Regions from separate parts of the Mus musculus genome. Here regions 1 and 2 are each linked to region 3. A link is a loop called in an ENCODE intact Hi-C map of the cell type or tissue named here. Cell type or tissue: gastrocnemius. All regions are shown on one strand. Links, peaks and the distances in the headings refer to the core of each region. The heading gives the core; the rest is flanking DNA. Region 1 overlaps Trp63 (transformation related protein 63). Region 2 has its middle 150 kb from the start of Trp63. Region 3 overlaps Tprg (transformation related protein 63 regulated).

What was found. Peaks named below come from ENCODE experiments on the same cell type or tissue, not always from the same donor. Only the 100,000 strongest peaks of a DNase experiment are listed, where the experiment ranks them.
Region 1: a loop joins it to region 3, with 2.7 times the contacts of the local background. A loop is called at or near these places in 2 of 42 quality-filtered maps.
Region 2: it touches region 3 in a loop (4-fold over the local background); 4 of 42 quality-filtered maps call a loop at or near these places.

What each region holds. Positions count from the first base shown.
Region 1 is chr16:25,845,641-25,853,640 of GRCm38, forward strand. The region is part of intron 4 of Trp63 (transformation related protein 63); the gene reads left to right. Among named protein-coding and RNA genes, the nearest start is that of Gm24928, 150 kb to the left of the region's middle. RefSeq lists an enhancer at 1-270. In gastrocnemius, for the core only: no CTCF peak of the experiment used is centred there; a DNase peak (open chromatin) is centred at 4,226.
Region 2 is chr16:25,524,418-25,534,984 of GRCm38, forward strand. No RefSeq gene overlaps it. Among named protein-coding and RNA genes, the nearest start is that of Trp63, 150 kb to the right of the region's middle. In gastrocnemius, for the core only: no CTCF peak of the experiment used is centred there; DNase peaks (open chromatin) are centred at 5,483, 8,395 and 8,996; H3K27ac peaks cover 1,860 bases.
Region 3 is chr16:25,371,963-25,382,529 of GRCm38, forward strand. The region is part of intron 4 of Tprg (transformation related protein 63 regulated); the gene reads left to right. Among named protein-coding and RNA genes, the nearest start is that of Tprg, 90 kb to the left of the region's middle. In gastrocnemius, for the core only: CTCF peaks have their summits at 3,007 and 4,914 (motif pointing left); DNase peaks (open chromatin) are centred at 3,048 and 4,919.

The DNA.
Region 1 (8,000 bases), core at 1-8,000, 470 kb after region 3:
ATGTTGAATCCCCATAACAGCCCTGCTGTGCTGGCAGGCATTTCCCTCATTTCTTTAAGAAAGAGTTATGTAACCTATGCATCAAAGCAGGGCCAGCAGCCCCACCTGTGTGAGCACTGTGTCCGTGACAGTGTGCTGGCCTTCTACTTAAACACTGTGCCCTGCAGCCAGAGGCAGCATTTCACTATGGCCACAAAATGACCTTTGATTTGCTTTCTTGTTTTATTCTTGAGTCTTTTGATACCTCATAGTCCCTCCACACTGTACAGCCTCCCGGCTCCCTTCCTTTCTAGGAAATAATACCAGTAAGATATTGTAAGTGTTTAATGCAAACGATGCATCTATGGAGTTCCTTAAATCTCCTCCCTCCCTCCCTCCCTCCTTCCTTTCTTCCATCTCACTTCCTTCTTCCTCTATCCATAAGCTTCTTACTGTTTCCTTCCCCCCTCCTTCCTCCTTTTCTTTATTGCCTTTTTCCCTTTCTCCTTTCTTTGTCCTGCTTCCTTCCAAAATAGGGTCCTACTATGCTCTCAAAATTGGTCATGCGCAATCCTCCAGCCATAGATTCTCAAACAGCTGGAATGTCACATATTATCATGCTCAACTCGGCATGGAGTAACTGCTGTTTCTAGCTTACTTTGTTGTTTCCCTATTACTTCTGAAGTCATTGAGTATACTTTTATTTCCATGGTATAGCCAAGGTTGTGCTTTTAGCTGCCAGAGCTAACTAGAATATGGAGTTTAGAAAGCATGCAGACAAAGTGGACAAGATGAAGCATGTTGCCATCTCAGATGAACTGGAAAGAAATAGGAAGTAATGTGATGATTAGCTGCTGAGAGACGTTGCAGGTAAAGGGCAGTGTGTGAAGTCTTTCCCTTGCCCCCTCCTCCCTGACCTCTCAGACACTTACATAATACTGGTCCACATAGTACCTAATTATCAGTTAGGTTCTTCCCACATGTGGTATTCAGCCTACTGATGTTTTCCTTTCTTTCTCTACTTTTTTTTTTTTTTTTTAATGCTCAGATTCATCCCATGAACCTATCACCCCACCCTAGTCAGAATAGTGGCTAAACCTAAGTCAAAATGAATCTCTAGGAATTTGGTTTACAAATGTGTTACGTCATTCAAACAATGGTTCTGCTTTCTGACCGAGCAGTATCAATATGATGAGATGGCAGCTTGCTCCCACACCGACCGACCGTGCTTCCTCCTATGGTTGACACTAGGACAAGCACTGTGTGGCAAAGATCTCTCTCCTTCTGTACATCCAGATGGCTGCAGGTGATAATGTTATCTTTACCTTAGATAGAAGACCCAGATTCAACTCTGCATAATGTCACCTGGCAAAAGTCTCCCAGGATGGCATACCTGTGCTGTGCCTTGGGCAGGTCAGGGTCAGAGATTTGTGGCTTGGGAAAGGGGGATAGAACTTAGCTTTTTGAAAGTCTTGAGAATTTCTCTAAAGTGTGCACTCTCGGTCGGTTCACTTCAATAGCAAATGAGAAGAAATATATGTATTTCAGAGGTAATTATGGAACTCCTGTGTCCATCTGAAGGCTTGTCAAAGCCATTATACTGTGCATCGGTTCTGTGTTAGTTGAGTGTATTCTGCTCACCAAACATACCTCCAGTTGTCTAGTCTGTCTTATGATCCTGTTCCCAGTTTTTATCATACTGGAAGGGGTGAGGATTTTTTGGGGGTGGGTGGGTGGGTGGGGTAACCATTGCAGTTCATTAAAAGGTATGGATCTCAATTTTTTATGCTCTTGCAGCAATCCTCAAGGATGTATATGTCTATCTCAAGTTCAGGATATGGATGAAAAACTGAAATTAGCAACTACACCCTTGTAGGAGTTAATCCAATTTTCCCCCTGAATTTAGTCAGAGAATGTTATTGATCTACTGAAAACAGCTGAGAGGCAGGTAGAGGAAGGAGGGAGGGAGAAGGGAGGGCATGATAGAAGGCTGAACACATACACTTAGGGCTCAGAGGCCTATATTGAAGTTCTCACAAAGCTACAACCATGAGACATGTTAACAGTTCTCAGGTCTTCTCAATGCCTTCTTAGATTTTGAACTATGAAAACACTTCAGGATTCAAGTTTGATCACATTTTTGTCTCACCCTCAATTACAGTTATAATTTATTTCTGGTGTATGTCATGAGTAAATATGTTGGTTTTTGCTTTCCAAAAGGTAGGGGAGAGATTTACTCTGCATGTATTCTCACACTAGCAGGTGGTACAGTAACTTGATCACAGCAGGGATCTATAAATGAACGTGAACAATGGCTTTGACATTGTGTGATGTGCTTATGTTGTATAAAGGTATGTATAGTTAATGCCCTGGATTCAAATCTGAATTTCTACCCTTACGCTACTGTAAACAAAGTCTCTATTGAAACCTCTATTCCCGAGAGTTAAATAAACAGGAGACTGAAGTGATCTATAAACTAGTGAGTGATGGCACTTTCTGTGAACACCAATTATATGCCATTAGCTTCCATATCCTTGGTAATAATCACATATTTTCTCTCATCTAAAGGGCGTATCCAGCTTTCTACTAAGAAAAGACAAATACCCCACAGACACCAGCAAATGATCATGACTCCTTTTAGAGTAGGTGTATGGACGGAACTTCAAAGAAGCAGTACTTCTACAAGGAAAGAGAAAAGTGCTGATGATGACTATAGTATCATGTTGTTAGAAATGCCTGGTCTATCACACAGGAAGAGAGCTATAGAAGCCCCCAGCATCAAATGGTTTTTCAACCCATTTCTATTCCAAAGGATATTGTTCTCATTAGGAGGCAGAGATTGAGGAATTAGTTTACCAGGAGGCATTTTAGAAAAGAGAGAGTGTATGCCTGTGTAAGCAGCGAGTTCTATTATAGCAGCATGGAAGGAGAGGGAGGGAAGCCTCCCCCTTCAGATGTGAGGCTTTGTCTTGGACTAGGCAAAAGACACAGCCCTGTGGCAGTGTATGACCCGACAGTAGCAAAAGTACAGTTGTGAAATAGCAGTGAAATAAGATTGTGGCTGGGGGGTTAGGAGAAACTGCATTAAAGGGTCATGGCAGTTGGAAACCACTTAGCTATCACTTGCCCTTAGGCTGGGAAAATGTCCTTCCTTTCCCTCAGGCTGACTCTGAGATTCCCAAGTGACCTCAAATAACCCCCAAACCTTTTGCCCCTTCTCTTTCCTCAGCCTGATCTTAGTTTATCAAGAAAGTGGCTGAAGGTTGAGACCCATTGTCCTAGATGGCTGTGCAGCTTGTGTATGGAAGAGAAACAGTGTGACTGACAGAGGTGGTGGGATAGAGGGGGAGGTTGGGAGATGGAGGGACACAAGGAGGGAGGGAAGGGCAGAGAGGGGAGCAAGGCAAGACTTGTGTGTCTCTCGTTCCATGGAGCTTCCTTATCTGCCCCCCTCCCCTGTCATCCTGAGGACTTACAGGTGTTTCACAGGAGACAATTATAAGGTTGCAAATGAGAAGTTGTGGGTTTTAAATTCTCACTTACTCCTTGTGTGATGGTTTCTCCGAGCCTCTCACTCTTTAGGGAATTAAACAGAATAGGTCCGGTGGGGGGCGGGGGAGGGAGTGAGAAGTAAAGTTTTTCTTCCCCTTAACACTCCAGAGTGGAAGAATTTCACTGTTGAAACCTGCTCTTCTCATCCTCACTGTGGTAAATACCTGGGATTGTTAAAGAGGAAAACTAGTTGCAAATGTTTGGTCAGCACTGAGAAGAGAATCTTTTCAAACTTTCCTCTCAGCCCTCTGAGTTATTAAAGTGTATGAACATTTAACTGCTCACACGGCAGGCAATTCACCTCTCTTTAGCTTTCTGGCCCTGGTGAATATGATTTGTGGTAATACGTGAAAACTAGCTAACTATGTATTGAGCACCCGAAGACAAGTGCCTGCCACAGTCAGCTTTGAGAAGGTGACTGTGACCGTGTGCCTGGCCAGGTCTGGCTAACATGGGAACACACTGGCCATCGAGACTAGACAGAGGAGGCCATTTCACTCTGCTGAAGAGAAGGTTGCAAAATCACCAAGCAAGTATGTCAAATCTTTCTTAACTGGCTTTCCAAACTCATATCCTTCGGCAAGTAGGAGGCTGGCAGGCGCCACCCCAGCCACTGCCCCTGCCCAAGGCTGGTGCCAATATGCTTCCCTCCAGCTGCGAAGGCAAAGCTGTCTCCCCATTGGTGGGTGCCCTCACACAGCCACAGAGTTGGCTATGACCTCCAGTCAAGTCCCAGGGCACGTTCCTCTCCCTGGAAATGCTTCTACGGAATACATAACCAGTATCCCCTGATCCCCACCTGCCGGGCAGTGGACCCACTGGTTGGTCTTCAGAGTAGGGAGAAAGCAGACAGCCCACCTGCTTAATATCTGCATCTGCGGGTGAGGCCCCAGGAGGAATGTGCCGCTCCCAGCCTCAGCTCAGGTAATTAATCCCCACAACTGACAGGTGGCAACAGGCTGCCCTTTGGCTGGGGCTGTCAGGAAAAGTGCTGGAAGGAAAGATTTTTTTTCCCCCCCAAACTATCAAGAGCACAATTCGTACATGTCTGGCAGCTAGACTACTGTGGCAGGAAGAGAGGTGGGGAGAAGGAGTCCCTGCCAGGTGGCTGTGGGGCCAGTGTAGGGATTTGTTCCAGCCTGACCCTTCCTACAGAGCCAGTAGATTATGGTAGCCAGCGATCTGCCTGTGTGAGCTCATTTCCAAAGCCTTTCTTCTCTGCTGCAGATAGAGCTTGAAGGTGGAACAACTCATATTACTCAAGAAGTTGGGGTCCGAAATGATCTTGTCCATACGATTCAGAAAGTCAGTAGGAAGGTAGAGACTTTGTGCCCTTGGCTTCCTGTTCCTAATTCCAGGAAGGAAAAAAATAAAGTATTGCCTGATCCTCCCAGGAGCATAAGTAGCTGCTTCATGATGGATTTGTTTGTTTGTTTTGTTTTTGTTTTCTTTGCAGAGGGAGAGGGAGTTTAAGACAGGTTTCTCTGTGTAGCCTTGACAGTCCTGGAACTCACTCTGTAGACCAGGCCGATGCCGAATTTACAGAGATTCACCTGTCTCCGCCTCCACTTCTGGTGTGTGCCACCACTGCCCAATCCCAGTACTCCAGCAGAGATAGACCGATCTCTGTGAGTTTAAGGCTAGCCTGGTCTACAGAGTGGTTCCCAGACCATCCAGGGCTACATAGATATTTTGGGTTTTAACAACACTTCTGATACTCACTCCCTCTCTGTCCCCTTTTCCTTTCTGGTGTTTTGGTAAACAGTGCAGCATAAAACACTCACCATCTTGAATCTTGTTTAAACTCTTAAAAACAAAATCTATTCCTGGATGTGTATGCTGTCGTACTGTTTCTCCAATGAGTTTTTAGGGAATACAGTCCCTAGTTTAATGTACTCATACACTCTTGTCACTCAATGTGCTTTTCTCAGATCGAGCCTGTGTGGCTGAGCACAGTGCCTTTGCATGTTAGTAAACCAGATGTAAGGATTAATTTCCCAACCCTGGATGAAAACTTGTAGGTCGTCATGTCATGTATGTCCCCCTTCTTTCCATCTCAGTCTGCTGTGTGTGACTCTCTGTTATCCCGCCACATACCAGCTCTTAATTTTCTTCTCCCTCAACCCTGTGTGGGTTCTGTGATTTTTTTTTCTTTTGTATTAATTCCAATTATGACTTTACCACATTCTTACCATTATAAATATGGCTGTTCTCAAGGATATAGTTTACAAAGGAAAAACGAATTGGTCACTGAGTGCTTCAAGGTAGCACTGAAACAATTGGAGACAGACTTCAAACTTGCCCTCTTAAGGGCTTATTTGGGATGTGTGGCTGTGGCTGCTGCGGACACTGCCTGTTTTTCTTGTTGTGTGCTTTGGGGTACTTGAGGCACTACGAAATATTGTTGACCTCTTGCATGCTTTTGGGGTCTCTTCAAAGGGAAACCAGGAATTGGAAGTTCATCTTACATTTCCTCGTAGTGAAGGGGAGTTATCCTTTGGGTTATTTGTAAAGTCGGATGCTTTTCTTTCTTAATTCTAAATCAACCTGAATCTGCTCATAATCCAAGGAATAAAATGAGACTTTTCTCTTTATTGGTGTTTTTATGTATGCATTAGATTTCTTCCCCTCTTCTTCAGATTCAGACACGTTCTCTGGGTAGGTGATTTGCTCCAATATTAGTAAGGGAAAGGGTACATTTTTGGGTAGATTACCTCCCAATGAGTCATGATGTATGTAGTATTACATTCAAAGAGAATGTTAGAATATTTCCTTGTAGTAAAATACCATGACAGATGTAGGTTGATGTAGAATGAAGGTTCTAGGATAGTTTTGACATTACGTATTGGCTCCATTAAGAAGAAAAATGATGAGGTAGGTTATTGATAATCCTTGCAGGGAAGTTCATTCCACCTATATTGAGGTCAATATATTATATTTTTCCTGAAAGTAACAAAGGAGATAACATATCATGGGTTTTGTGCTGTTTTGATGTAGGTGGGGATGGAAGGTCTTAGCTGTGTCTGTGGGAAAGGGAGCTGCTGAGAGCACATGCAGGTGTGTGCTGAGATTAGCTGGCATCTCTGTGTTATACTGAATTACCAGTCTTGCAGCCAAGGGTGTGTAATATAGAATGTCACTGAGGCAGGTGCTGCCAGTGGGGTCCTCACCACCGGAATGCATTTCTGACCCTCCCTTCTATTTGCAACATATTATTAAGCAAAGGAGCTGAATCTGCCCTTGTTTCACCAAATCCCTTGGAATAATTTTATTTGAACATGATATTTGGCTTTAAGCAGATCTCCTCTCTATATGCCAAAACCTGTCCCCTTCTTTCCCAAAACAAAACAAAACTTCTGCAAAGCTTCCCTTTCTATGTGGCCAGGGATATTGTATAGCATGAGAGAATTTAACTCAGCCACCAGCTATCCAGCACCTTGCTTCCAGGCCACTGGAGAAATAATTTCTTCATGTTGGTATTTAAACTCCAGTGACTGCCTAGGAGGAATTTGGTTGAGCCTTAACATGAAATCAGGCTCTTCCTTTCTGACCAAGAGCTGACGTTTCTTTAGCATGAACAGAGATTAGAATTACAGATGCCTATGTGTGCATTTATGCACATGCTGATTCCCAGTCTTTTGTGTGTTCCTAAAGTGATTTTGCCAACATTTTATCTCATGCTTACAAGTCACTTGAGTAGTGCGACCCTGAAAACTGTTTTGGTTTTTTTTGTTGTTGTTGTTGTTGTTGTTTTTGAGATTCATCATCAATGATAACATATTCAAAGTAGAATAACCACTGGCAACCCTGTTCAAACCACAGCCTATAAGCAGCTCCCAGAAAATTATAAGTGGCCTTAAACTATTATTACATTATTATTTTAATCATTTTATAATCCCATACAGGTCTCAGGCATGAGCTTTGTACATGAGGATATATTGTCCCAATGGCATTGTTATGCATGGGGTGGTAAGGTAGCTCAGTGGGTAAAGACATCACCTGCTCAAGCTCTGACCTAATTTAGTCCCCTAAATCCACACAAAGGAGGAAGGAGAAAACTGACCCCATAATGTTGTCCTCTGACTTGTGCATGCATACTGTGGCAGAGAGTTGAGTCCCATACATGCATTATAAATACAATATAACAACAACAACAATAATAATTGTATATTTCTGCAAGATCCCCTCACTAAGTACCCACATTTTTCCATCTGGATGACTAATTCAAAGTCTCAGGGAAATATGGGAGTTGTCTACACCTACTTTGGGTGTCACATGTTCTCAACTTCTTTGGGGAAGTCAATTACTTTTACTTCTGGGACCAAATTATTTCAAATGTCCTTTCTTCCTTTTCTCTCTGTCTTCTCTATGATAGCCTTCAGTTGCAGGATTTCATGTTAAGGCCCTCATAGAGAGCCACACCTGCCCTTGCTGCCTCACCTAAGTCTGCAGCAGGATCAGCAGAAAGC
Region 2 (10,567 bases), core at 1,048-9,047, 150 kb after region 3:
TCTAAATATAACCTACTAAGTCTGCATACTGTTACATATATAAATATTTTTAGGAATACTGTCATGATTTTTCAGAATGAGTCATGATGTGTGGGAGGCTCCCCCTAATCCTTGTTAAATAGAACATGCCAATCTTTTCAGTTTTTAGATGTAAGATGGAAAAAAGTGCCCCAAAAGATAGATGTAAGCACCCACAGCTACTCTGCAGCACATCCACATGTAGAATTGTGCTTAGGCATTCAATAGTGCACTTCTTGCCCCTTCTAAATTATGCAAGAAGAATTTCCCTAAAACACTACCTCATATGAAGATGTGTGCAGAAAAACTGATGTCTCAGAAGACACTAGGTCTTCTGGTCTGGACCCATACTTACCTCACTCATGATTAACTACCCTGAGTGGTACTGGACAGGTCTTTGAGTCACACTGAGCCTGACTGTGCATTTATCTTAGTATTAGCAATTTTGAAAACATATTGCAGTCTTGATGCTGCTTTGAAGGTGAGTTGCTTTATCAAAGCAAAATCAAACCCTTTTAATACTAGAGCAGAATTATAAGACAGATGTGTCAATGTGACAAAAATCTTGTCTTGGTTAATGTTGTCAAATTGACACAAGCTGGAGTCATTTAGAAAGAAGGAATCTCAACTGAGGAAAAAAATGTTTCTGCAAGAATATGGGTCATTGTCTTAGGGCAAGGCAACATTTAATAACCGTTGGCTTACAAGTTCAGAATTTCAGTTCATTATCACCAAGGCAGGAAACACATCAGCATCCAGGTGGGCATGGTGCTGTAGGAGCTGAAATTTCTACATCTTCATCCAAAGGAAGCTAATAGCAGACTGACCTCAAACAGCTAGGAGGATGGTCTCAAAGCTGACCCTCATAATGACACACTTCCTCCAACAAGGCCACACCTTCTCGAACAGGGTTCCTAATAGTGCCATTCCATGGGCCAAGCATATTCAAACCACCACAGTAATACTGTGAGCATTTACATGATTAATGATTGATGTGGAAGGCACCTAGCCCACTGTGGCAAGTGCTACTTTTAAGCAGGTAGTCCTGAATTGTATAGGAAAGCATGAGGAGCCAGGCAGTGATCAAGTTTCCTTCATGGCTTATCCTTCAGTTCCTGCCTCCAGGTTCCTGCCTTGAGTTCCTGCCCTGACTTTCCTCGCTGATGGAGCAGGATCAGAACATTGCTAGATCCAACTAACTCTTCAGTGCTCAACAGATGCTGTTGTCTGTGATGTTTTATGACAACCATAGAAACTCTAAGACAAGCCTGAAAGTTTTAACCTTAAGGAAAGAATGTTCAATTTCTCAAATAAGTAAATGGTACAATTTCATATCTCTTCATTAATAGTCTTGTCCTTGGTTCTGATTTCCTTCACTCAAGAGTGAGAAACTAACCACTGAGAAAAATGAAGGACAGTAAGCACCACATTCTCCAAGCACCACGTGGAACTATATTGCCAATGAGACTGTTTTCAAGAGCTCTTCACAGTCCCCAGAAGAAAGGTGTCATTTTATCATCTGATGGTATTAAGATAGAAGTCTCTCCAGGACCTTCTGTTAGGGAGACTGCTTCCATTGAAAGTAAGAACATTGTGGGGGTGGATATTGGTGGGGAGGGAATCCTGAGATGATCAGATTACACATTTGCATAAGAACACTGAGAGAAATTGCCAAGCAAAAGCAAATCCATATGGAAGAAAAATGATGTCTGTTATGGTAGCAATGGACTTATTATTTTACAGTTAATGACAAAGCTTCAAAACCCGAGACTGCCACAGATATATTAATAGTACAACAGTGAATGGAACTGGCCAGCGTTTAATTCTAGGTACCAAAGTGAACAATTCCAGCAACATAGGAATTTAGAGAATGTCAGTGACAATTCTGTTTCCACGTTTTTATCCTAAATAGAAAATCATTCATTTGGACATGTCCTGGTTTTTGTTTGTTTGTTTGGTTGGTTGGTTGGTTGGCTGGTTGGCTGGTTTTGTTTTCACTAGCTAGGCATGTGATATTACAAGAGCAAATACAGGGTTCTAAGAGCCTTAATTATTAATTTGAATAATAGAAGTTTTTCAACTTACATTTGTTTTGAGAAAGAGAGACATGTAAGTGCAAAGTATTCAGTCAGAACAAGGCTATCACACAATTGTTCTTTAGTGTTTCCTTAAGTTTACATGAAGAGCATCTTTGGATTTAATGCAATTTTCAGATCACTAGAACTCTTAGGTAAGGATTATTTTCTAATATAATATTTATAATAGTTAATTTTCTGTTATAACAAACCACCTGAAACTGAGTAATGTAACAAAAAGACTTGTTCTTAGTTATAGATCTGGAAGATCTAGATATAAAATGCAGAAAATGGACTCGTGTTGTATGTTAGAACAGATAATATGACATAGGAGATTAAAACTTACATAAAGTTATAGGAGCCTGGAAAATTAAATGTTTCAACATAAAATTTGAGAAAACATATGGAAATTATGCATAGCTGACTAATACACTCAGCCAACTCCTTGGCTCTCAGTAAATGTCATAGAAAGCAGACAATTTAGTCCCAGATGCCAGTAGCTACACACCCAATTGTTAGAATATTAAAGCTCTAAAATAAGAAACAGACAAATATCTAAGAAACAAGTACAAATGATCAGTGCAATTGTTCAACTGAGTAATTCTGGATGAGAGCACTAAAGATCATTTCATTTGTAAAAAATCCAGACCGGCGGTTAGAATGAAGAGTAAATCTGTGAGACAAGTGTAGACGCTGAGGCATATTTCCTCTTTCCTTTGCCTGCTGTTTGCCTGACAGGGTTTGTTTCCATAGCTGTTAGAGTTACTGTCTATTGTAGAAGTTTATCACTGAGTGTCTAATAGCTTTGAATAAAGTCTAGAGCCTACACTGCAAATGTGTTTGTGTGTTCCTCATGCTAAGTCTAGTGGGGTTCCATGTTTGGTTAATATTCATATATCCAGAATGTGATGACGTATCATGTAGCTCATAGTAAACACCCCAGGCCCATTACAGTAAGTGGTGCTAACTGGCGATATTTAGTCTCTTCTACAAGAAAGGAAAACCACTTCCTAGTCCTGTAACTCCTATTCCTTTCCTTAAACTTTCTGACCACTAGCTCTGGAGACACTATTTCTACTTTAAAATGTGTTGGTACCTACCTTTCATATAATTTCTCTAATAATTGTGTAGCCACCATTCCACAAGAAAGGATGTTAGTAGTCTAACTATAAATACAAAGTCCCAGTGGTTATGCTAGGTGTGAAATGTATTTCTATAGGACTTCTCTTGCTTGTATCTTTAACTAAGCTTTTAGCTAAACATACACAATCTGGATGTGTATCCTTCCCATGATGCAACAGAAACAAGAACTAGGAGCCAATAATACAAAACTTGAAGTTTTGTGATGGAAAACCTGGTCACCTCTCAAACAGTTCACCATTCAATATTCCAACTTTTGTCTGTGTGAGAGATTATCTTCCTGATAGGAGCTGGCACAGATTCTAGCTTTCCAGGTCCAGGAGGCATTTGAGAAATGTCCATGATATAGAAGAGAAGTAACCACTGTTCCAGGTTATGCAAGTTCTAACTTCCTTTAGTCATCTCAGACAGCTAAATCCTTTAGTCTCTTTGCCATTTTTTTTTTCTGTTCTAATGAGGAAATTGCTGAGGAAAGTGAACTGTTCTGCAATATAAATGGGCTAAGACAATGGAGTCATAGTTGTCATGTGATTAAGCATCTTTTAAAATTCTGTAACTATTGCTATAGATTGGTTTTTTGGATCCATCTCAAAGTCCTTACATGGTTAAAAATAAAGAATAAACTTTCTGTAATAACTTTCACCTACTGCAACTACACCAGTTGAACTGTGGTTCATGGACTGAGCCACATGGGTCTTTGGGTGCTTTAGGGTTATAATTAAAAAGATGAGAAAATTAAAAAGCTGCAGTTCAATTAAAGTCTGAGTGTTTTGGGGAAGGTTGCTTAATAAGGAAAGATTTTGGCAATGGTAAATTGTGGTCTGTAATGAGCCAATTGTAGCCTCAGAATTTATCTTTCCTTCCTCATTCTCTACAAGCCCCAAACCTCCCATGTGGTCCAATCTTGGATCTGTTCACAATGTCTGTGAATCCAAGTTCATCCATCGCTTACACAATAGAAAGAACAGTCTTTTCTTTGGCTCTCGTTTTCTCCCATATGAATACCTACACCAAAAGATCATGAGCAAGAAATGTACCACTATTTGCATGTGGTAACCAATAAATAGATTCCGAGTGTCCACAAACACAGAGTTAAGTTAATTTCTTTTTATCAAGACACTATAATAGGACCATATATAACCAGAGTTCTTCTGTGTACTGATGTTTTAAAATGTCTCTCATATATATTCAAGGTGTTAGGAGATAGCTCAGTTGGTAAATTTCTTGCTGTACAAGTATGAGAACTTGAATTTGATTACCCAGAACACACACAATAACATGAGCATGCTGTTGTATACTTATAATTCCAGTACAGAGGAAGCAGAGATAGGTAGATCTCTAGGCCAGCCAGCCTAACTGGGGAGCCCCAGGTTACAGTGAATGACCCTGTTTCAAAAAACACCAAGGCTCTAAAGAAACAATACTTGGCAGCAACCTATGGTCTCCATTGGATACGCACACACATACATGCATATACCCCATACACATATATAAATACATGCTTTCAGTCATATACATACACATATATACATTCACATATGTGTACTGTATATAGTATATATTTAAGTATATATACATATTCAAGTAACATATTCAAGTATATTTGCTTATGTCAAAATATGCTTAGATGAATGTGTGGTTCATATGTATATATACATACTAAAATCCCTCAAATTCCTAAAACTAGCATTTTGCTCTTATATATCGGGGACAACAAGAACAACCAGTGGACCCCAGTTATTTTTAAACAGTGAGGGAGATGTTCCGCATGCGTATTTCCCAATAGCTGCAGAGAACTTACTATTGAAGAAAAGCTCATGTTTGCTGAAATTGAACCCATAAACCTCTTTTAACATCCGATTAACAAACTTCTTTCCGGAGGGTAGGAGAAAGAGGAGAGGTGAGGTAGGGAGGAGAAGCCTGAAGTCCGCTCAGATGTCCTGTTAAGTGGAATCTGTCTGAGCATGCTGGGCTTAAGCTGCCAAACATCTTTTCTCAAAGAAATACTGGGGTGCTACTGCGAGGGCTGATGAAATCAACCTGCCCAATTCTTTTTGTCTCCTTCCCTCTTCCACCTCCAGCACATTGTGCAAGGGAAAGTTTAAACCATCTTCCTGTCAGGTGGAAGGGGTGGGTAAGCACCAGGTGGCCATGTCCCTGTTTCTCATCCTCAGAGTGCAGCTGCTGGGACAGAGGGCCAGGCTTTGGCCTGAGGCACACGCTGTCCCTGCTCTGAGGGCTGGCTGGGCACACTGTGCTCACTTTGTATCCAAAAGCCTGGGTATTTGGACTGGGAATCCAGTTTCTTGTGCTGTGGGGGTTCAATGATTATTAGGAATGCATGGAACACATTCATTCTTTTGCAAGAAGAATCTTCCCTGGCAAGGCCAGGTCAGAAAGCCCATGGGGACTGTCCTGAAAACTCATACATGGCAAAGAGCTTTGACACACCACTAGACTGCATGGGCTCAATTCAATCTAGTCATAGACTGAAACTTTTAAGTTGATTTTAGATTGTGTGTGGTGTCACAAACAGGCAAGTTTGAAAGGCTATGTCCTCTAGACAGAATGTCTGCTTGGGTGACAGATAGACAAATCCTCTGTGTATTACTTTATTTGATATTACTTTCTCTTATTCACGCAAGGGCTGGGTTTAGGTTTGGAGAGAACCAATCATCCTTTATCATTCTAAGGTTGATACTACTCAAACATAGGTATCTATGCCTGCTGAATCCTTCACCAAGTCAATAATTGTACTTCGAGTAACAGTTGACATGAGGCATGCTAAATATCAGAATAAAGAGACTTTATAATGGTTCAGTGGCTAGCTGAAATTTCTACTTTGGTAGAAACTGCTTTCTTTCTCTGAATTGCATTTTTTTTTCTAAAACTCCACCTAGGTATGGAATTTTCACATTGCCATGAACCAGTTTTACTATGAAAGTTAGTCAAGTGTAGCCATGCTATAGATAGCAGTTGCTTAGATGAAATCAAAGAAGGAAACCTACCTACAACATCTAAGGTAGCTGTGGAATTCTGTCTTTCTCCACTATGACTGATTTTATTTGAGATGTTCCTCTGTCATGTCACTGTACCCACGTTGCTATTGAGGTTTGTGTGTGTGTGTGTGTGTGTGTGTGTGTGTGTGTTGCACTCCCCAGTGGTACACATTGACAGGCAAGCCAGCATGAGAAATATAATACCAGAAATGTGCTTCCACACATGAATGCGAAACTTAAAAGGAGCTTGACAGAGCTGCTTCGCCACTGATCGGCCCATTTTCTCTCAAACTGGCTGAGTGTTGTTGATACTTTTCGTTTCGGTGTATCTCAGTTGCCTCTTATCCACCAATGATGAAGTCCTCGAGCAAAGGAGAGTCCTCATTTCTGAGAGTCTACCAGAAGTATAGAACTGATCAAATTAGGTAATATAATATGAGTGCCTTACCCTAGGAGGAAACTACAATAGCCTGTGGTGATCAGAAAATGAACAGATATGTAGCCTAGTCAATATGTAATGGGAGAGCTCTCATTTAAGTTGTATTGGTGAAAATGGAGTTATGTTTGAATGAAACATGGAGAACTAGGATAGCAGCACTAAGTTATCAAGGTTTGAAAGGCATGTGTGTATGTGGGGGCAGGTTTGCATAAATAACATAGTCCACAAAGTGGGAAAACAATATACCCAGGCTGGTTGATGAAGTCAGATTACAGAGCGCCTTGGGCCCCGGTGTTTAAACAGAGAGACGGGTGAGAGGCAACAAGAGCCAGAGTGTGTCTGAACTTCAGGAATGTCAAGTGAATAGAAAGGAGCACAAGCCTATGAAATAGTCCAGAGAGTAGATAATAAAGGATGCCAGGTATTGTGGAACACACTTTTAATCCCAGCATTTAGGAGGTAAAAGCATTTGGAACTGAAGGTCTACCTTACATATACAGTGAGTTCAAGGTCAGCCTAAGCTCCACAAGAGCCTGTTTCTTCCCAAGTCAATGAAAAAATGTTAATGTCTATGTCCAAGTACATGATATAATTTACTTAGAGATATAAATTTCATTGGGTTATATCTACCACAGGAGCAGGATGTCTCAGACTTTGTCATTGATCAGCTGTAGGAGTCATGAAGGGAAAACAGGATGATAGAGTCAAGTTATAAAGGCATGTAGCCTGACTTAGAAAGCCACAGAGGTCATTGTGATCTGAGGTGTGGGTCTAGTTGACCTTCATGGATACAGCTGAGAGTTAATTAAACTAGCAAGACACGAGCTGCAACTCCAACTCTGTGTTTTCTTTCTGAGTTGATGATTCACTGTTGCTATTGAGAGGTGAGTTGGGCCATGGGTGAACAGGAGCAGTCGGCAGTGAAGACTGAAGGGCAAAGAAGCAGGAAGATTTCCTTGAACTCTGCTTGCACTGAAAACCCTGAGCAGAAGCCCAAACTTGTGGCTTTCTTGGATCTCTTCAGATCAGAGAGCTGCCCATTCCAAAGCCACAGCACTTCTTTTGCGTCTCAGTTACACCACAGGCATCTGACTCATAGGATAGTCAGCCATAGAGGTCAGTCCTGCCTTAAAGCAAGTCTGGAGTGGAGCACTCCTCGGCTTCAGTTTACCTTCTGTTTAAATAGGTCTTGGTCATGGCACTGTTACATTGAAAGGGTGGGCTTATCTTTGTGTTGTATATAATCAATCCTTTATGAACTATAAACCCATAGATCATTATTGCCCTTATTGTAGAGAGTGCAAAGAATAAGTGTATATAAGGGAACAGGTCCCTCAAAAAGAAGAACCGTTCTCAGAACGAGCCGAACGAAGCTTTTAGAGGTTACAGACACAGTGTCCAGGTCAAACCTCCGACTTCCTATTAAGCCTTTATTCCTTTTTACCATCCAAATTAATTACTTCCTTACGCTTCATATTTTAAACAACCTCAAAAATGATATACTATCTGGTAGAGGAAGGTCCTATTTCTTTCCTTTCAGTTTTAAATCCAGGTTTAAAGACCCTTTGGAAAACTTGGCAGCCACTTTGGAAATGGGCGTGAGCTTACAGGACAGCATCAAGGCTGAATTCAGTACAAGAGCACTGAGCTGTTTCATTTGCTGAAGCTTCTGGTAGGTGTTCTAAGAGATCAAGTGTTAAATCAGGGGGTCCCTGTCTGCTGGCACTGCCCAGTTCCAGACAGGGAAAAAGACAGTCAAACAACTAGGGCAAAACCAAATGAGATTAAGAAGACATTTTCGGCTTCATTCACTTTCTGGATGAATAAAATACTGGGCCTCCAGAGTTTGGCAGCCCTCATGACATGTTAGGAGAGAAGAAAAGAGAGCTACTTCTAAATGGGCCATTTCCCCATAGTGCCAGTGAGCTTAGAAACTTTACAAAGAAAAATGGGACAAGTCTTTCTCACTCTCATTAAGCACCCTCAAACACCAGTAGCCTTAACAGGAGACTCCAGGAGAGGCAGATGGAAGTGCCCTGACCCAGCACACTCAGGACAAGAAACTGCAGGGATTGGGGGTCATTGCCAAGTGGTGAGATGAACCTGATAGGGTTCCTAAATAACAGCATGCCCTCAGCTGCAGGCCTGACTTCATGCTATTCCAGTCGTGTGACCTGTCTCCTCCAGGGATCTAAGATAACACTTATCACAGCCGGCTTTGGGATCCGGTTGCTTGAATGTGTCCCTGCTTTCAGCACTGAATATGAGAGCAATGACCATGACTTACTCAACTCTGTGCCCCAGAACACTTGGCATCAGCCCTGGTCCTCGGCAGATGCCCAGAAAGTGTGCAGAGCTGGTTGGAATTTTGGCAGGGCTTCCTGCTTCTCATGGGTAAACCCCATGGGTCTTCTTGTCTGATTTGCAAAGGATAAAACATTTCATTTATTAGAAAACTGGGATCTGATTTTTGAGACCCTGATTCTAAAAGAAAATAGAACTGGATTTTCCTTTCCATACAACCCTGTCCACAGGACCCTGACAAGTCTATTTCCATTCCATGCTCAGTTTTCTATGGGTGGTTAGAGAGATTAATATATAAGAATCTCTCAGTTCTAGACCTTTCTTTATATTATTTTGCATTGTAAGTTCAAAATTAAAACCCCACTACCCAATTTTCCTTTCTTCCCTCTGATCCTTGACATGATGGCATTATATCATGTTCTAAATTTATACAGAATTATTAAAAAGATATCATAGTGGAAAAGAGCAAGCCTGACACTGTTGTCATCATCCCTTCACGGGTTGCCACCTTCCAACCACTGGATAAAGCGTCTTTTATAAGTAGCAGGACATTTTTTTTTCTCCCAATCCATTGAAATATTTTTAAGACTTAAAGCTTTTAACTACTGTGTTCTGGGACAGTTTCACACAAGTACATATGTGTACTGGCTTCTGTCATCTTTTATTCTTTCCCATCTCTTTTCTTCCTTTATCTACTTCTGATCTTCTCTAGAAATCTATATTTTTTACATCTATGTCTATTTATCTTGTTTCGTGACTCACTGAATTTAAGCATGGATTTCTGTGTCACCATGTGCATGCAGATGTCTTTGGGAGCTGGGGCGGGGCCTAGGGGCTGGCTCAAGTGGGTCCATTTTGCCTGGCTATTTGGTTTCGAAATTTACAGGTTCACAGAGGTGTAAGACAAATGTTGGTTTCTTTCCTCCAGCAACTGCAGAGTATGAAAAGTAGACAGCAAGGAGAAAGCATCCAATCCAGCCTCAGCTTCTTTTCTTTACTACAACTGAGATGTCTGGTGTCTTCAGGAACAAGCTATTATCCTCAAGTTCTGGTGGGCCACCAAGAGGCCAACAGTATAATGGAATTATCATTATATATATATTTCCATATGAGCACAAGAGCTTGTATTTACATTTCCATATGAGCACAAGAGCTTGTATTTATATTTTTGATGGTCAGAGAAAAAATGTCAACTTAAGGATGTTAGGAAATTCTTAAACTATCTCAGAAAGAAGCTGTGTAGAGGCAAATACCAATTTAGACTAATACTATTTATTTACTCTCCCTGGGAAATATGACTAATAACACTTTATAACATTTACAGAAAATGAAAATGGAAAACAGAAAACAATTGAAATTTTCAGAGCTAAACAAACGTAAAAAAAATGTCATACTATGAAATAACTATGAAATGAAACTACTGAGAGAACCCTGCTATAAAAGATGAAATGGACATGTGTTTATCTCATTGATTAAAGACTTAGTCTTATTTGGGCACATCGCTTTACCACATTGCACAGCTAGACTTAATTAATAGTCACATTATTAAGTTGTGCATCTCATCAGTTCAGTCAGGTTTAGCCACTTGAAGG
Region 3 (10,567 bases), core at 1,519-9,518:
AGCCATTGGAGTAGGAGAAAGTTGTGTTAAATGCGGAAGGTATTGTATGGGTGCCTGGCAATTCTTCTTTCTCCCTCTCTGAGAGGATCCCTCAGTTATTGAAGCAGCAATATACCTAACTGAAATACTGCATAATGGACGTAGGGTATTGTGGAGCCAAGCCTCCCTAAGTTTGTCTTAGTTGGGTCCAATAGGGTAGTTAAGGATACCCTCTTCCCTCCCCTTTATAACTAATGTGGGACTAAAGGACAACAAAACAGTGCAGGCATTCCCTCTATACGCCTGCTCTGCCCACTTTTGGTCTTTCTTCATCAAGAGAAAAGATTTGCCATTGCTCATAACATGGGAGCTTAATATCATTTGAAAAAAATGTATGTTCATGTATGTATGTATGTATATAAATATAATATATAAGTATACATATGTAACATATATTTACACATATAATATACAGGTATACACATATATGTATAACATACATATATGTGTACATATACATGTATATATGTATACATATATACTTATAATACACATATATTATACATATATGTAAGTATACATAAGTACATACGTATATATGTATGTATGTATGTGGTGCACATATACAAGTAATATGTTCCACATGTATTAGCTTTCTTTTACTTTCTATTCAGTTTATTTTGCTTGTTTTCTTTTCTTGGATGATGATCATTTCTTTTTAACTATCTTGGAGATAGAATAAATACTAATGGGTAGCCAATCTTGAAAGCCACTGAGTCCTGGAGCAGAGAAGGCAGGTAAACAGGTCTGCTCTGTGAGGAGAGGGGTCTTAGTCATCCCCTTCATTGGGGGTCTACTCTGTGACTCTGAGAGTGGGAGTCAGGTTTCTGATGGTAACAGCAACAGCAACGTGATGGCTATCCCTAAGGCAATGGAGCACTATTGGTGAGAGATCGAGTATTTATTTCTTGATCAGAAAGTTACATATAAAATTGTCCCGATGAACTTGATCGAATGCCCCAATTCAGACCAAACAAGAAATGCATATAAAAGGTTCAAGGCACGATTTTAAAACCACTACATGGTCACATGAAGCACCAGTGGCTCTATCTGGAACATTTAATGATGAGAAGTGTGTTCTCACAAAAAGTAACTTATAAACAAGAAGACTAAGTGATAAGTATCTCCTGATCTTTATGGTTTATAAGTCAGGGATGGTGGGTCACTGTGGCCTGTAAAGCTCCAAACAATATGAACATTTTCCTAACTGGGATGCCAAGGCAGGTGGATCACTGTGGTTGGAGTCAAGCCTGGTCTACGTGACTTCAGTGCAGCCTGTTGTGCATTTTGTATGATAACTGCCATGTGTTTTTCTGGTGACCATCTCTTTCCTTTAATAGTAAATTAGAATTGTAAGCACCTAGGTCTCAGAATCAATGGTTAGTTATGGCAAGTTCGATGTGGCTATGCAAGAATTGGAAGACTAGTAGCCTTCGTAGGAAAGAAGAGATGAAATATATTGTCCCTGTCCTCAGTCTGCTTGAGATCTCATTGTGTTCTTACGTCTTATGAGACAGACATAACTTGACAGCGCATCTGTGAAAAACGGAAGAGAGAAGCTGCGGGAAGATCAGGCGATCTTGTTTTAGAGCTGGGAAGTTTACAGATAAACATATTTTGACCTGGAAGAGGGATGTGGCTCCTAGACTGAGGAGAAAAATTTGCCAAACAGATAAGAAGATGCAAATGTGCAACAAGTTGCTTAGGAACCACCACAGGGTCTCCTGGGTAACTGGAGTATACACAGAGAGGATAGACAGAGGTGCTCATACCCACGGCCTGCGCTGACAGTCAGGACAGAGTGTTTCATTTATTTTGTTTGGCTAATTTGAGTCAACTATTTTAAAGCCTGGAGGCTTTGCACACCTTTTTGTTCTACCATGTACAGCACAGCATCTTGTGTGACAAGCACGTAGCTCCGTGCTCAGTGCATGTTAAGTGCGTAATTGGAACTGGGTGGTATGTGTGATGGATTAGACCACTGAGAAAAGTACCACCAGGTCTTTGAACAAGTCCAGGTGAGAAGGATTGACAGGAGAGTTATACATAAAATTCTGAGTTCTCACCCTCTTAAAGGCACAAGATCACTCAAGAGTTGCTTGAAAGGGTGTAGAGTCTGAATCAGAATTGCCATGGGGTTTAGAGACCTACCATCCTCAGAAAAGGTCAAGCTGTATCACAAGTTGTGATGACAGGCAACAGGGGATTTTGTCACGCACACCCTGACTTTGCCTCTGGGCATCAGTGCCAAGAATGCCCTGGACTTGATCTTGATCCTGGGTGTGGCCCTGTCCACTCACTCATAATGACCAGGGAGGCGTGTTGACAAGCATGGGTGGATGCTGTAGGATCTCGGAGCTATTTCTTGGCAAGCTTTTGTGGGGAGGCGTTCCCCAAATGCCACAATCCTGTTATTTTTGAGCAGTGGACTAAACCCAGGTGCCTGATTGGACAAGACCACTCCCAATTTCTTCCAGATAAATATTTGGTTGCCAAGAAGTTATATTTAAATGAGAAATACCTCCTTAGGAAGTTGCTGCCTAGGGATTCCGGTACACATCAGGATGGATCTCACCCCTCCCGAGGAATGCCTGAGCAGACCCTAAATTTACTTGGCACTCACTGTATAATGCGAGGACACCTGCTTTGCGTTGTGTCAAAGTCTGTTCCTCTGGATAACAAGGAAATATTAGAGATGAAGCTTTTCTTCTGAAAGTGCTGTTAGCCTCCAGTATCAGGGCAATGGTGTCAGGACAGACAGGAGCCTGAAGCACAATTAGAGCAGCCACTAAAGACTTGGGGGCTCAAAGGAGAAAGTGGTTTTCTGCAGAGCTGGCTCTTTTCTAGCAATCTGTCCTAGAGTCTAGAATCTTGGGTTCTTGTTCTCTTGAGTTGCTCTCGCTTGCTGTCAATCTTTAATGTTACATTAAAATGCAGCATATCTGAAGTCCATGTAGTTACCCCGGCAGCTGCTGGGTGGCAGCAGACGTGCTCCAGCAGTGGTTAAGGAAAGTGCAGAAGGGCAGAGCTGCAAGATTCTCTGCACACTTACCTCTGTCCTGGTGGGACACACACACACACACACACACACACACACACACACACACATTCATGCATGCATGCACGCACGCAGGCACAGGGCAGAGACAAATGATAGCTAATTTTGAATTTTATAAAGAAATTGAGGACACTTGTTATGAAACAACCATCTAAACAGTAAATACTGGGACATCTTGAGTCTCTTTGTTGCTAGGCTGTGTAGGGTGTTTCCCACTACACTTACAGTTCTGTAAAGAGATGGGTTGTTTTCTTTACACATGAGTTCTCTGAGTTGCATCAAAGGAGAGGCACAGCCTTAGGCTCTAGGGTACAGAGTTGAAATGGCCCTGTTATGTTGAGGCTGTGCATCTTTCAGAACTGCTGATTCCTGGCTCCATTTAGGGTGATGGCTGCTGCAGCCGCAGCTGTACCCATAATGGTATATAACTGAAGCTCGTCCACATGCACATAAAACATAGTGGCCATCTTGCTCCTTCACTGAGGTCCCTCAGTTGTTATAAGCTGTTACAGGAATCTAGCAGAAAGGAACTGACTCTCCTGGCCATTGTGCTTGCATTTAGTTTGTTTGTTTGTTTTTTGCCATTTTTATTAGATCTTTGAGAATTTCACAAAACATATTCATCTCCCTCCCCCGACTCCTCCCAGACCTTTCCCACTCACCTAACTTTGTTTCCTCTTCATTAATTTAAACCCATCAAGTCCAATTTGCATTGCCATGTAGTCCTGGAAATGTGACTTTCCAGGGGACTGTGGTTGACCCACCAGGGGTTACAGCCTCAAAGAAAACTGTTTCATTACTTCTCTACATTATTGACCTATAAATCCTTTTCTCCCAATCATAATATTTGTGTCAGAAAAATTCTGGAGATAGAGGGACCCATAGAGACTATATAAGACCCAGAAGGGCAAAGCAACTTAGGTAAAATTACAGTTACAGAGACATAAACAACTGTGGGGCCCTGACTACTCAGGAAAACTCAGGCTTGGATCACAAAGCAAAGTGGCTTCACATACTGACTCTTATTTCTTGTCAGCCAATTCTCATCAGTAAAGACGGAAATTAATAACAGCATTTCAGGGATGTTGGTCAGTGTAAGCAGGTACTCTATTGGAAAGCCTAGTGGTTTGCTCATATGCAGTCTCTTGAATTTGGTTTGGACTCTTGGTGAGATCATGTGTTTTACAGTTTACAGCACAGTTAACCCTCCCCACCTGGTACAAGAGTACAACTCAGCCCTTGGTGGGAAAACAGTGCAAACAGTCCCTTCAGAATGTCTTCACGTCATAGGCTAACCAAGTTATAGCATGCTTTTCCCATATGTAGTTTAAGCATCTATTATTATGTTTGGGATATGCTTTGGCTTGTATTGCCAAACCTGTATAATTAAGTGTTATATTATAGTGGGCTCCACAGCATTGGGCAACGAAATGAATTCTGGCCTTGTAATCAGCTGAATTTTGTGCCAACTCTACAAGGCACTAGCTCTGTGATTGTACACGAATTTCCTTTCGAATCCATAAAGTGACAGTTCAAAAAAAAGAAAAAGGGGATATGACCGATTTTCAGATCTCATTTGCGGGGATTTTCTTCTGGGAATGCATCGGAGACTCCTACTGTCTGTGTAAGGTTTCATGTTGACTGCTGAGATCACTCTTCTAATCAAATCCGCTCAATCGTGGATGATTAAGATGATTTCCCAACCGCAGACCTCTCCTGCTCAAAGTTCTCTCTTTAAATTTACTGCCAGAGCTCAGTGGAGTTCAGTAGCCAGCTCAGATGCTGACAGACCTGGGAGACAGTACCGCCTCCTACAGGAAGGTGGCGCGAGAGACTCTTCTCATAGATCAACCAGGAGGCTAATGGCCTGGAATGGAATACTCACAGAATCAGTAAACTGGTGACCATTCAAAGCAGACTTCCCTTTTCGGGCATCCGGACTGTTAGTTGTCCAGCCTCAGAGGACTTCTGGTAAAACAGAATTGACTTGGGGAAGACTTTGCTTGTCATGATTTTCCCTGAGTGAAGTGGAAGTCAGCTTCTCTAAGAGTCGCCCTCCTCCCCCTTCTCTTCCTTATCTCCATGGAGTTAGGAGTCAGCCCATTAATTCAGTATCTATTCAGTTCTTGCAGTGTGCCAAGCATGCCAGAGCTGAGCTCTGGGGAGCAATGTGTGAAGTATTCGTTTTTCCGGGGCAAACGGTGAGATTGGAGAAGTATTAAGTATACGGCGTGTGGCAAATGCTGATACTTGTGACCCAGGTGGCACAGAAGGAGTGAAGGGGGCTCACTCAGAGGAGGCTACAGGAAGGATTCTCCAAAGATCCAGAATTTGAAAAATGTTCACTCTCTCCTTCATTTCAGTCCTCCTTGAGCTGATTATCCTGGTAGACAGTGACAAAGAGCACATTCTGGGGGGGGGGGGGGGGGGTCACACGAAGACTGGGGACACGAGTTCTCAACCCAGGCTTATTACTATTGTCCCTGCACAAAGATGGATGGAGGAGACGATCGGAATAGGTTGTTCAGTCCTTGCTGTCTAATTGGTCTCCGTCTCTCTTTCTTTTCCCCACTGATTAGCCTAGAAAAAAAAATCGCTATCTTTCCTAAGTGTTGGCTTTCTTAAAGTTCAGTGTACCCCATCTTCCATGACATAGACCTTTATTGGGGGGCCCTTAGCTTGTGGTTGAAATGTTCACAGTTCTTAACTGGAAAACACTGTTGAGAAAAGCCACAAAAATTGTGAACGTGCCCAGGCATATTGGAAGCTGCCCCCAAGGTCTTTCCATTGACCAGCACAAAGACTATGACGAAGGTGCTGTCTGCCCACTCCTATGTGGAAATCGTGTTGTGTTTGTCTAGAAGCCAGAAGGAAAAAAAATATATGTTGAAAATGGCCTGATGACAGCCTATTTTGAGATACAGATGCCTTGCTACTTCAAATCCTTTCTTGCAAAAATTCTTATAGTTGAAAGGTTTTCATTGGTCTGAAGTCCAAGGAAATGAGCGTCCTTCCTTATCTAATTTAGCTAGACTGACAGTTTGCCTGTAGCTATTGGGAAACAGAGGGCTACTCACAGCCATTGGAGTGAAACCTCTGGGATATGGGATACAGTTCCTAAGTTTGGCCACAGAAATGATTTTTTTCTTTAAAAATGCCCCAGAATGTAATTATATGTCTTTAAACTGGATGCATTTCCAGATCAACATCACTGTGGACTTGGGGTGGGCAGTTCTATATTTATAGAAGTTAAGCTTTGTGAGACTGATCTTTTTTTATTTTTTAGAGGTTCTCATGTGTAAAATATAGAAGGTGTTCTTCATTGAGGCATGGAACCTGATAGTATCACGCAGACTTCACCAGGCCCAAGGTGTTGAGGGTGTCTCAACCGGCTGTCCACTCAGGAAAATACTTAAATGAACTTAAAATAAAAAAAGAAAAGATCTATTTTTAGCTCAGTTTTTATAGTTTATGTCATCTCTTGGTCATGTCTTGAGGCCTGAGATGAGGCAGCCATGGCTGAAGTGTTTGATGAAGAAGTCTGCTCAGGTCATGGTCACCAGAAAGCAAAAAGAGGAGAGGCAAAGTTCAAGGTGGTGTCCCTGTAATCTAACTCCACCTTATTGGGTCCATCTCCAGAAAGTTCTAGTATGTCCAAGAACTGCTATAGGCTGTGGCCAAGCTTTTACCACATGGCCCTCCTGAGAACACTTAGCATCCATACCATAAGACAGGGCACAGAGTTTCTAGAATATTTTTGCTTAGCTTTGATCACTATTTTAATTTCTTCTTTGAAGAAAGAATACTATATTTTCTCAAGAATATAACTGGAAAATTTAGTGAATAGTGTATGTTGGAAACTGAAGTCATAGTTGACTCTTACAGTCATAGCCCATAAGTAGGTAATTTATCAAATATGTGCTAGGATGAAGGTGTTGTATGTGTGTATGTATGTCTTTTTATTACCCCAAGAAGAAAAGAACAGAAGGCCTGTGGGGAGATTCTGGGCCTTTTCCTTATTGGCTGTACTCCTCCGAATCAGCCTTGTTCTTGACAGCTTGACTAAGACATGAGGCAGCATGCATAGAAATACTATGCGAAGCCAAGTTCAAACACGTTCTTAAAAAAAAAAAAAAAAAAAAAAAAAAAGCATGCACAGCACGTGAATACATCTAAGTCGCTACTTCAGCTATTGAAGTGCTGTGGACCTAAGTGATACAGCCTTTGCTACTAATGATGCCTGGGGTAATAGCAGAGATAACTCAGGGATGTGGAAAAGTATGCTGTGAGGTACAAAGTGATTGTGGCAGTTGAGCTGAGTCCATACGCTGGCAACAATTAGCTATGATATACCCAAGAAACAGGAAGGAAACAAACAGACTATGGCATGGCCTTGGAGACTGGGTACAAATAGGTGATTGGAATTTGATGAACTTGGTTAGTAGAACAGGCTTCATTACCTGAAACATGGGGTGAGACTAAATCCACGCGGTGAGAGAGGGTAGAGCATCTCGGGAAATGGTGAGCTGATGGTGTTTTTTATGATGGATGCTCACTGCCCTCCCTCCCTCCCTCCCTCCCTCCCTCCCTCCCTCCCTCCCTCCCTTCCTTCCTTCCTTCCTTCCTTCCTTCCTTCCCCCATCTCCCCTTTGTGAGAAACATAATTACGTTGGTAGTTATGAGAGTTGGAGTGCCTTTTATTTAGGTAATGGTAGATAGTCTTGGAAATCTTCCTAGAGGAAGTAAGTTTTAGATATTGGAGAAGGACTTTCAAGTGGAGGGAAAGATAAATGCTGTTCCAATAAAGACTGCTGAACTCATTTGTGGAACTGATAAGATATGAATACTAGGAGGAATATTTGTGTGGAAAATAGCATAGCGGAGAGTCAGGGAGAGTGGGAGAGTTGGGAAGCCACCACGTTAGAAAGGTACTCAGGACTGAGTGTCTGACATATTAATAGAAATAGCACAGTAGTAGACTGGTGGCCTTATGGGAGAGGCATACCCCAGATCTTGACTTCATGCTGGAAGTGGAAGTAAGAATGAGAATTTCAGAAGAGGAAAAGGCACAAAAAATGTTAAAATAAATTAGACTGAAATTCTGGGATGGAAGCAAAATGCTTCTGGGAGAGATGTATATGTCAGGATAAACTGGACCAAGGGAATTGCACTGGATTTCATGGTAACAACAGTGCAACAGAAATTGTGCAACAGACATAAACAAATCATCCCATAAAATCATTCAATGGATGATTATGTTCATGTTTAGCTTAGTTATGGTATCAGGATGTTCCTCCAACACAACTGTCCAGATACTATCCCAAGATCTCTTTTAAGTATTGTTGGCTAAATGGATCTATTTGGGAAAGTTTAGGAGGCCGTGCATATTCACTGCAAAGTGTAAAGACCAGACACTCTTAAGAGTCCCCAGCCTTTTCCTTGGCTTGGCTCATGGCTCTTCTAAGTGAAACATTTGTGATTATTTATGATGACAGGCCTGACACTCTGCCTGAAATGTATACCTGCCCCCTGAAGCAATCTGCTTCCTTGGGAAGAGACCAGGGGAGGCAGGGTTTCACCAAAACAGCTCATTTTCATTTCTTTCTCCTTACTTTTGGTTCTTGGGTAAAATTGGTGAGTACTGGACCACATCTATATTTTTAATGGCCACCCCCCTGCCCCATGCTCTAGAGATGAATCATGGAAGCGTTCCCTCCCCCTTTCCTCCATATTACTTCATTTCTAACTCCATTTCTGTCTCCACTGTAATTGCAGCGTTGGGTGCGATGCTGCTTGAGAAGGAATTAGCTGAACTGTGGTGGTTTGGCAACAGAAAGGTAGAGAGGAAGCAACAGGGAACAGAAGGCCTGTGTGAAATGTGTAGTGTGTGGCTTTCTGCCCAACAAAGGCCACTTCCCCTACCATTTCCAGCTCTCCTGAGGCTTTTAAAGCATCAGGCATGGGATGGAGGTAAGTTCATATGGAATACTTACGCAGTCATAATTACCAGGCTATGAAGGAAGAACCTTAAACATACACATATAAACACACAGCACCTTATACTGTAAGGTCCCAGGGGAATTTCAAAACCACATGCATATTTCAAGAAAACAGTTTATCAGAGAGGTGGGGGGGAGAAACGGTGGGAGGGGATTTACATGGTCTAATAGGTAGGTGTCAGAATAACCACACATGGTAAGAATGAGGGAAAATATAAAGCACTACTGAATTTGAAGTCATGTTAAAATGCATTTTTCATTAATGACTCAAGACTCTACAAAAAAATGCATGTATCACTCATTAGAATTTTGCAGTGGGCAGACATTTATTTGTCCAACACAGGGCACAGGAGAATACATGGAGGGTTGAAATCTTTAAGTTTGAGATACCAATTTATCAATGAGCAAGATCTGTTGGAAAATATATAGCCAGCTTCAAGCCATAGCACCTGCAGAAACAAATGAGGAGTAGGACTTGGAGTAGCAGTCCATGGACGGAGTGCATTCTGCAGCTCCATCATCTAAGACCTTTGTTCTAGCTGCCATACTCACAATGGAACCTTCACTATCTCCTCAGGCACCCTGGCCCATGGCTGATGAGCTGTAATCCTCACAAGTTTTCAGGATGCAGAGGTGTAGCCTGAGGGTATCGTGCCCACTCTATAACCACACTTTGCCAAACCACACTTGGAAAGTCTGATGAGTTGGCCTTTCACATTTTCTTCCCCTTTGTCCTTTCATCATGCTGCTACCTAGAATGAGAGGGTGGACCTGAAGCTGGAACCCCATTGCCAGCTTTAGTCATCCTGCGGTCAGTGTTCTCAGGAAGATTGTCTATAGGATGAAATAAGATTCAAGGAACTAAACCAGAGATCTGGATGTGTTGGAGGTCAAGGGTGTTCTAGTCTGGAGGTCAGTAAAATTTACTCCCAAAGGAGATGATTCTAAACACATTAGACCTATGGACCATGCTCTACCAGTTGCATGGGCACTAAAGCCTGCTGTACAGAAGCAACTATAAACAAAGTGCCAATCAATTAAGGAATCTATGTCCCAGTACAGTTTTATTTAAAACAGACAATAAGCTAGTCTTAGCCTGTGGGCCCTAGTCTATCATCTTCCCCTTGAGTGAATGGACAGTTAACATAGTGGAGGGCGCTTCTCTAGAGAGGCCTTATCCTGTTCTGTTAAAAACCCTATATGGGCATGAGAAAGTTTGTGGTAAAGATAGCATTCAGTACATTTTCATATTTTAGGAAAGAGAGAGAGAGATTAATAATATACCTTATGTCAAAGTTAGGATGCAGAAAGAGGCAGGCATGGCCTAAAGGTTGATCGATGCCTTTGACTCTCAATTATAGCTCTACTTCCTTCTATTTAGGAGGAATCTTACAAACTTGTGCAAAGTATTTGACATTCTTATCCTTCCTTTCCCCTCCCCTTCACATCCCTCCCTTCCCCACCTCTTCTC